Linked DNA regions of Homo sapiens: region 2 is linked to region 1. A link is an interaction called in ENCODE POLR2A ChIA-PET data of the cell type or tissue named here. Cell type or tissue: Panc1. All regions are shown on one strand. Links, peaks and the distances in the headings refer to the core of each region. The heading gives the core; the rest is flanking DNA.

Region 1 (4,377 bases), core at 131-4,130:
TTTCCCCTGATTTTTAATGGGGTTGTTGCAAACTAAGTGCCCACAGAAGTATCTGGACATCCATCTATCATCCATCCACCCATCCATCTTTCCACTCACTCATCCATCCATCCACTTCTCCATCATCCATCTCTCCATCCATCCACTCATTCCTCCATCCATCCACTCATCCATCCATCCCTCTATCCATCCACTCATCCATCTATCTACTCATCTGTCCATCCATCCATCCCTCCATCCATCCATCCACTCATCCCTCCAACCATCTGCTCATCATCCATCCACTCATCCATCTATCCATCTACTTATCTGTCCATCCATCCATCCATCATCCATCCACTCATCCCTCCATCCTTCTGCTCATCTCTCCATCCATCCACTCATCCCTCCACCCATTCACTCATCCCTCCATCCAACATCCATCCCTCCACCCATCCACGCATCATCCATCCATCCATCCATCCATCATCCACCCATCCACTCATCCCTCCATCCATCTATTCCATCCATCCATCCATCTACCCACCATGCATCCACCTATCCATCCATTATCCACCCATCCACTCATCCCTCCATCCACTCCATCCATCCGTCCATCCGTCCGTCCGTCCATCCATCCATCATCCACCATCCATCCAACCATCCATCCATCATCCACCCATCTTCCCACCCCCATCCATGTCCTGGACGCTGTGCTAGGGGACGGGCAGTGAACACAACAGACTTGGGCCCTGTGGGGATGTGAAACCAGAAGCCCCAGGGGACCCTGGGACTTGGGGTGGGGAGTGACCTAGGAAAGTAGCTTGAGAGTCAGTCAGGGCCCAGTTCTCCTTCTCAAACTCTCCTAGTGGGTTCTGCCCTCTTCTGACCTAGACAAAGACAGGAGGTTCATTCTTAGGAGAGGGAAAGTCTCTGGCCTGGGGATGCCAGGCCCCCTTGTGACGGGGTAACAGGTGAAAAGGGGGATTGAGCAAAAGTTTACATGGACGCCTTTAGGTCCCCAGAAGCCAGGCTCCCGGCAGTCAGGCCTTCTCTCCAGGGAAGAACCTGCTCTGCGCAGCCAGAGGGGGGACCAGCATGCTGGCAGGGTTCACCCCGATGGCTGGATGGTGACAACCACACCACACACGTGGCTGCAGAGCCCCTCAGCGCCTGAGCACTCTTACGCATAAACGGCACCAGACATTTGAGGAAATCTACGGGTATGAAAAAGTCAGGGCCCAATGTGAGCTCGGGAGAAACAGGCCCAGCAGATGGGGAAAGCGTAAAACAGGAAAGGACTGGAGACACCATCTTCGGAAGGACATTCAGAGAAAGGATTTCTGGAAACCAGGAGGCAGGACAGAACAAGTGGACGAGTGAACAAGGGAACGAGGCAGGAGAGGGGAGAGAAGAAACAGGACACAGAGCACAGCATCCGAGTGCCAGGGAGCCAGAGAGAGAGGCCTGGGGTTGGGGGCTGGTCCCCAAAGACATGACTCAGGACAGGCCGGCACCGAGGGCCGCAGGGCCCTGCTGATGTCCCCTGGGACCCACACAGAGGTGAGCAGGAGTTGCCAAGGCACGCTGGGCACAGAGTAGGTCCCAGCAGCCGCCACTTCTCGAAGCAGCAACAGCAGAAGGAGACAGAACAGGACTCAGAGAGAGCAAGTTCCCACCCACCCTCATCGCGGCTGCTGCGAGGCTGGTAAGGACCTGACGGTGCAGATTGCTGCCCCCAGCACCTCTCCCAGAAGTCCCTGGAGCATGGGCCCCAGGACGATGGGCCCTGGGGAGGGGACTCCTTGGGACCCAGGAGGGGTAGAAGACACCCCCAGAAACAGGTAGGGGCTTTCCCCAGGGGGACTGGGCGCCCCCTTCCCTGACCTGCAGAAGCTCAAGTGAGCACAGAGACACTTGTGGGGGCAGGGAGGGACATCCTAGATGCTCCAGCCTTTCCGTGGACCTTCTGGGTCCGCTAGTAGCTAAGGGCACAGCTGGAAGTCTACGATGGGGACCCTTCTCCCTACGCTGAGCCGTCTGCGGGAGCCTGGGCACTGAGTCCTTGGCTTTTTCCATCCTGGGACAGGCACTGGGGAAGGAAGGACTCCCCAAGGCCCCAGGCACAGGGGCTCCCCCAGGGACGCCATCAGCTTCTGTAACGGCCCAGTGGGAAGGCTCAGCCCTGGGACCCGGGACCCCGCGCCCGGCCGCGCACGTGGCCCACCATCCGATGCCCAGGGCCGGGTCATCGAGCAGGACGCGCACAATGTAGAGCAGGCAGGTGAGCAGCTTCAGGGAGAAGTTGAACAGCCGGATCCTCAGGCCTGCGGGGAGGGCAGCGGCCTCAGGGCTCTGACCCAGCTCTGGGCTTCGGGGAGCAGGGCCTGCACCCGGGTCTGGCTGGGCTCTCTGGATGGCCCCAGCTGGGCTCCCCTCCCACACCCGGGCTGCACGCAGAGCTCTGTGTGCCCTGCGTTGTTTGGGGGCTGATGCTCTTGGGTCAGCCTCCAAGAGGCTCTGTCCCTGGCCCCACCTTACAGGTGCCTGAACTTGGGGTGCAGGGGATTTCTAGAGGCCACTCCACTTCTTGGAGGACAGGATAGGGATTGGGGAGCAGGCAGGTGAATGTGGAGCCCCTGGGGAAACCCCCCAAGTCCTCACCTGCAATCCCGGGGGGAGCATGATGCCAAGCTCTGGCTGGGAACGGGGCAGGGAGCTGTTGGGGAGGGTGGGGCTGTATGGAGGGGTGGGAGGCAGGGCGTGGCCACAGGGGAGACCTTGCTGGCACCTATGGATGGTCCTGCCCCACCCAGCCTGGTGTCCAGCAGGCAGGACGGTGTCCCCACGAGTCCCGCTGCAGAGGCCCTGGTCTCAGACAGTGTGAAGCTAAGAGGGGGCTACCCTGTGCCCCACTCACCATGCAGACCCACCCCCACCCTGCTTCCAAATGCCCCCGCAGCACTCAGGTGGCTCCCACCCCATGGACTCTCCCTGAGCTCACAGCCCCAGCCTTCGCCATCGCCAGGCTTGCTCCCGGCGCCCTCAACACCTCCCTGCCTGGGAGTGGCCCTCCAGGCACCCCACTCACTCGATCTTTGGTTTTTGATGAAGAACAGCTTGAGCCGCTCCTTGAAGGTGTTCTCGTTGACGTAGAACTCCACCTGGACCCTGAAGAAGCAGAGAGGGGCATGGAGGCTCAGGGCCAGTGGGGACTCAGGCTGGGGACACGCCGGGAGCCCCAACCTGACTGACTTCTTCCAACTTTCCAACTGCAGGAGTTGAGAAGTCAGGGCCCAGCAGGACCACTCCCTCCACCTCAGACCCAGGAGGGTCCTGGGGTCCGTCACACCCAGCAGACAGCCGACCCAGCCTCGGCTCCTCTGAAGATTCCTCCCCGCAGCCCTGGGCACTCGCTGCTGTGAGTCTGGGCCCTCCAGGCCGCCCTGTTGGGGCTCAGGGTGCGGCACTCACTCCACACACCCTCGCCCAAGCCTCCGTGGGTGCAGGGCACCTGCCAGGAGGTAAAGTTGCCCATATGGCCCTGGGGATGGTGCTCAGGACACCGCAAGTGCTCAGAACATGCCGTAGGACCTGCGTCATACAGGCTGTCCACAGCTGATGGTCAGCTGCTCTGTCTGGAGGCCGCTGGTGGCTGTGCTCCAAGGCTATGGGCCACTGCAGCCTCAAGGGCTGTCAGGGAAGATGGGCTGGTGGGAAGTGGTCATCCCTGCACCCACCTCGCAGGCCAGCTGTGGGGCCCCTCCAGCCAGTGCCGCTCCCCTTCCCTCAGGCTCACCTATGGCCCCAGCCACTGGTTCCCAGACACCCCTCAACCCCCATGCACGCCGCTGCTCATGGGGCCTACCACCCAGCCCTCTGGCCTCCAACCGGGCCCCGGCGGTCCTGAGAAGAGACCACAGTGTGCCAGTTGCCGGGGGTGGCAGGTGGGGTGAGGTGGGGTGGGGAGATTGCGTGGCTCACCTACCGTGGCCACCTGCATGACCCAGGCTGGCCACCAAGAGTAGGATGGAGCCTGGGGGTGGACGGCTGCTGCCCCCACTGCCCCAGCCTTGGACGCAGGGTCTCCTGTGCCCGGCTGTGCTGGGATGCGGGCCAGGCTAGGCCAGGGTTTAATGATCCCCTGAGAGGAAAACTCCAATGCTGCCAGCCTGCAGGACAGACAGGAGCAAGACCCAGAGCCAGGGTTCCTGCAGCAGGCATGGCCGTCTCTGGGAAGGGGGAGCACATGTCCCCCTAAACGGCCCGTGCCCTGGGGTGCTGGGCTGTCCTCCATGGGACCCTCGGCTGCTCCCAGCCATGGCCCTGTGCCCTCCATGACGTCTGCTCCTATCAGTCGGCTGCCTTAGCCCTCGGGCGCTGCCTCCGGTGCCTGGC
Region 2 (4,377 bases), core at 154-4,153, 440 kb before region 1:
TGGGGGCTGGAGGGAGGAGGCCCCTTGGAGCCTGGGCTCCCTATTTCTCAGTGGACGGGGAGGGAAGGTGGAGGAGTCCCCATGCCTTTCATGGGGACCTTTGCACTGGCCTCAGTTCCCCCAGTAAGGGTGCGGAGGCCCCTCCAGAATGTGGCCAAGGGAAGCTGCTCTGAGCTGCAGACTTCCAAGTCTCTCCAGGACCAGCCATCTTTTGGGGGGAACTGGTTGGGACCAGTTGTGTGGTTTTTTTTTAAATGGAGTTTTGCTCTTGTTGCCCAGGCTGGAGTGCAATGGCGTGATCTCCGCTCACCACAACCTCCGCCTCCTGGGTTCAAGCGATTCTCTTGCCTCAGCCTCCCAAGTAGCTGGGATTACAGGCGCGCAGCACCATTCCCAGTTTTGTATTTTTAGTAGAGACAAGGTTTCACCATGTTGGCCAGGCTAGCCTCGAACTCCTGACCTCAGGTGATCCACCCGCCTTGGCCTCCAAAAGTGCTGGGATTACAGGTGTGAGCCACCGCACCTGGCCAAGGGAACAGTTGTCTTTTAAGGGACGTCCTTTTCATCGTTTCGGGATGTGTGTCAGGCACATCCTCTTCTGAGTCCCACAGCGGCCTCTCCTCTCAATCTCACAGAAGAGAAAGCTAAGGCCCAGGAAAGGGGAGGGAAGGGAGGAGAGGGGAGGGAAGATGGAGAAGGGGAGGGGAGGGAAGAGTGGGGAGGGAGGAGAGAGGAGGGAAGAAGGGGAAGGGGAGGGAAGAGGGGGAAGAGGGGAGGGCAGCTTGGGAGAAAAGAGCGGGAGACTGTCCTCAGCCATGCAGGCTTGGGCAACCCTGGGGACTGGGAGTGATGGGGCTGGGGCAAAGGACCTCTGAGGAACATCACCGGGAGAAGGTCTGATGTCCAGTCTGCCCTGACCCTGACCTCTGCTGACCTCTAGGCGCCCACAGACCCCAGGTCTGCAGGGCTAAACCGGGCAGGGGCTCTGGCAGGCTCCTGGACCTGTTCATTCCATGAACATTTCTAGAATTGGCTGTGCTCCGCCCAGCGGCCTCTGCCTGTGGGGAGACTGAGGCCCAGAGGAGGAAAGGACCTGTCCTGGCCTGGGTCCCCCCACCCCCCAACCCCCGCTGTGGGGAAGGAGGGGTGCTGACCAGGCGGTCAACGGGGTTTCTGTCGGGTCCTCCCAAGCCCCACCCGCCCTCCCTCCCTCCCTGTGGCGCATGGCCTTCGACCCCCAGGCTCTGGCAGCCACGCTGTGTCTAAGGAGGCACCGAGCACCCCTGGGAAGCGCAGAGACGCGCGGATCACCAGGGCGGTCCCGGGAGGGGAGAAGGGCCCCGACGGCCACTGGGAATGGCGGCAACACTGGAGCCGAGCGTGGAAGCAGATGGGGTTGGACGCGAGGATGGCGCGTGGCGACGGCGACCAGTGCGGGCAAAGGCGCGCCGGCGGGAAAGTGCGAGGTTCGGGGCCGGCCTGCGGAGTCGGTGTCCCCAGGGCAGAGACTCCAGCCAGCGGCCCCGCGGCCAGGGACGGGCGCTGGAGGGACGACCCCGAACTCTCCGGGGGCAACGGGCAGCCCGCGGGGAAAGCGGCTCCGGGCCCAGGTCGAAGGCGGAATTTAGGGAGGGGGCGCGGCCGCCGGGGTGCAGCGCGGGCTGGCGGGGGGCAGCCCCGAGGAGGGGGCGCAAATCCCCCAGCCGCGCCCCCACCCCGCCCCGGCCTCCGGCCCCTCCCCCAGGCCGCCCGGGACCTTTTAGGCGCTGACAGGTTAATAAAGTGCCGACTGTTCCCGCGGGGACCCCGCCCGCGCCCGCTCCAGCTGGCGGCGCGTCGATAATCCCGGAGCCCGTGGCCGCCCCCGACACCGCCCTGGCCGCCGCGGGGAGGGGAGCGGGGCCTGCGGAGGCGGCCTCGGCGATGGGAGACCCGCGGTGCCCTGGAGAGCGCGTCTGCGTGACCTCGCCGGCCTCCGGTTCCCGATCGGAGCGCAGCGCGCGCCGCTCTGGCCGTACCCGGTTCCGCCCCGCGCGGGCCTGGGGGGAGCCCTGTGACCTCCCCGCGCCCCAGGGACAGAAACGCGGGCTCCGACCTCCTCCGGCTCCTGCTCCGTACCCGCGAGGGCGAACCCAGAATCAGACTTCGGGCCGCGGCCCCCACCCGGACCCCCGCCAGGCCGGGGGACGCCCAGCCAGAGCTGCAGACCTCGGGCGGAGAGAGACCTTGGGCCGCGGGGCTGTCTGCGGGCTCTGGGCTGCAGCGAGGTGAGGGGAAGGAGAAGGCGGACCCCTCATCCTCCCTGGGTCCGAGCCCCCTTCCTTCCAGGGTGGAGACGCCTTCTCGCGGACGGTGGAAGCTTTAGCCGCGCGCCTGCGGGTTGTCAGCCCCGAATTCGGGGTTCCTGGCGCCCAGTCTCCCCGCGGAGCGGGAGGTGCGGGGGCAGGTCGAAGGCTGATGTCCCCCCCCCCCCGCGGCTGGGGTCTCCCGGTCTCGGACCCTGGTGGGGCGGCGGGTGAGGCAGGGCCGGGGCCGCAGTGGGAGAGGGGTCGTCCGGGCGCGGGGAGACCCCGAGATGGGACCTGCCCGGCTCTGCTGGCGTCGCTGGCAGAGGGAACCCGGAGGGCGAGGGCTCTGCGCAGCCCGGGGTGCAGGGAGCCGGGGCCGGGGTCATACTCCCCGGCACGCGTTCTGTCTTTTTTTTTTTTTCCCGCTCGTTGGGGTCCCGACCCGAGAGGCAGCGGGGTCGCTGACCAGAGAGGACCGACCCTTGCCCAGGACCCCATCCCCCTTGCAGCGGGGGCGGGGCTGGGGGTGGCACAGGGCTCTGGGTGGCGTCCCCTTGGCGGGACGGGGGAGGAGCTTGCTAACTTTGAATCTGGCAACTGTATTACATCATCCAACTTAAATATCTGAATAATAAAGTAATTTCAACCAGCACATTAAAAGGGATTATTTTCTCTTAAATATGAAATTCATACGAAGAGCTGCTTTTAGCCCGAAGGACCTTCCCGAATCAGGGGATGCCTTAGAAGTCACAGAGGCACCCCTCCCTCTCCCTAAGAGCAGGGACACCCCCTGCCCTCCCCTCCTCTCCCTCCTCACCATCTGCCGGCAGGTCCAGCCCCCCTCCCCAAGGGTGGACAGGAGCGGGTGGGGGCCCAAATCCCCGGGCTTGCCTGGCCGAGTAGCAGCCCTGATAAATCAGAGGTTTTTCAGGGGAATCAGCCTGCAGCGCTAAATCCCAGGGGCTGTAATGATCAATTCTTTAAGCCCATAATTGTTTAAATTACTCTGAGCAACATAAAACATTAATTTTAAGAAATTTAATAGAAAAAAGCTCTTTAAATCCACAACGAGATAAATGACACCCAGTATGGCGACCTTTTTCCATACCTTGGTGACATTGAATAATCTGAAAGTTATTTACATTTTCATCCTTCGTGGAAAATGTTGACAAGCTTTTGGCCGTGGGCGAGGTGCGTGGTGGCTCCGGAGCGCCCCCTCCCCCCTAATTAATGGGGGAGCAGTGACTTTATAAGCAGAATTTTCATCAGTCTGCCTGTGCGACCTCGGGTGACGGCTCCCACCCTCCTGGAGCTGATGCAACTGCCGGTCATTTTTTACCATAAAAATATTCTGTCCTGGCCAGCGGAGCCCCCTCTTGGCATTCAAAAGTAGGTGTGAGACGAAGACGCAGCTGTCACATTCAGGGTGTAGGATGGAGCCCAAGGCCAAACCTAGGAGAAGACTCCTGATTCTGCAGCCCCCGGGCAGAGTCTGCCCTGCACGTGCGCGTGAGAGGCTGCAGTGCTGTGGGGGGCGGCCCTGCCTGGGAGCCACAGGCCCCAGATGCCGCACAGCCCTCCAAACCCAATTCCACACACTTCCCCCTACACCATCCTGGGGTGCCATCTCAGGAGGGCTGGGGTCCCCCAGGTCACATCGTCGGGGCTGGGTGGGTCCAGGAGCCGGGGAGCCACGGTGGGATGCCCTGGGCAGAAAAGGCCCCAGAGCACTGGCTCGGGAGAACTGGCTCCTCATCCTTCTTATCCATGCTACTCACTGGCCACACTGTGTGACCGTGGACAAGCCGCTCAGCCTCTCTGAGTCTGTGAAGAGCAAGTACAATCTCCTTCCCAGGGTTACCATGGGGCTTGAGGAGGCAAAGCCTGGGATGGGTGGGTAAAGGGCACACCCACTCCGACCTGCACACCCACATCTGCTCATCCACACGCTCATCGCTCTCCAAGAGGTCACACACCCACTGCACGGTACACACACAAACATCCCCCACGCTCTCCCAGAGCGTAAGTGCGGGAGGTGGTGGTTGGATTGGAACTAGACCGTGGCGATGGTTGCACAGGGCACACTTTA

Evidence for each region. ChIA-PET counts read pairs that join two places held together with the same protein. Peaks named below come from ENCODE experiments on the same cell type or tissue, not always from the same donor. Only the 100,000 strongest peaks of a DNase experiment are listed, where the experiment ranks them.
Region 2: POLR2A ChIA-PET joins it to region 1 with 5 read pairs; 2 of 35 experiments call an interaction of 5 or more read pairs at or near these places.

The regions. Positions count from the first base shown.
Region 1 is chr9:135,748,871-135,753,247 of GRCh38, reverse strand. It overlaps KCNT1 (potassium sodium-activated channel subfamily T member 1), which reads right to left. Exons shown (of 31, transcript NM_020822.3): 3 at 3,071-3,150; 4 at 2,207-2,306. Among named protein-coding and RNA genes, the nearest start is that of KCNT1, 49 kb to the right of the region's middle. In Panc1, for the core only: no CTCF peak of the experiment used is centred there; no DNase peak of the experiment used is centred there.
Region 2 is chr9:136,191,144-136,195,520 of GRCh38, reverse strand. No RefSeq gene overlaps it. Among named protein-coding and RNA genes, the nearest start is that of LHX3, 12 kb to the left of the region's middle. RefSeq lists enhancers at 3,306-4,251, 4,252-4,377. In Panc1, for the core only: no CTCF peak of the experiment used is centred there; no DNase peak of the experiment used is centred there; H3K4me3 peaks cover 826 bases; H3K27ac peaks cover 762 bases.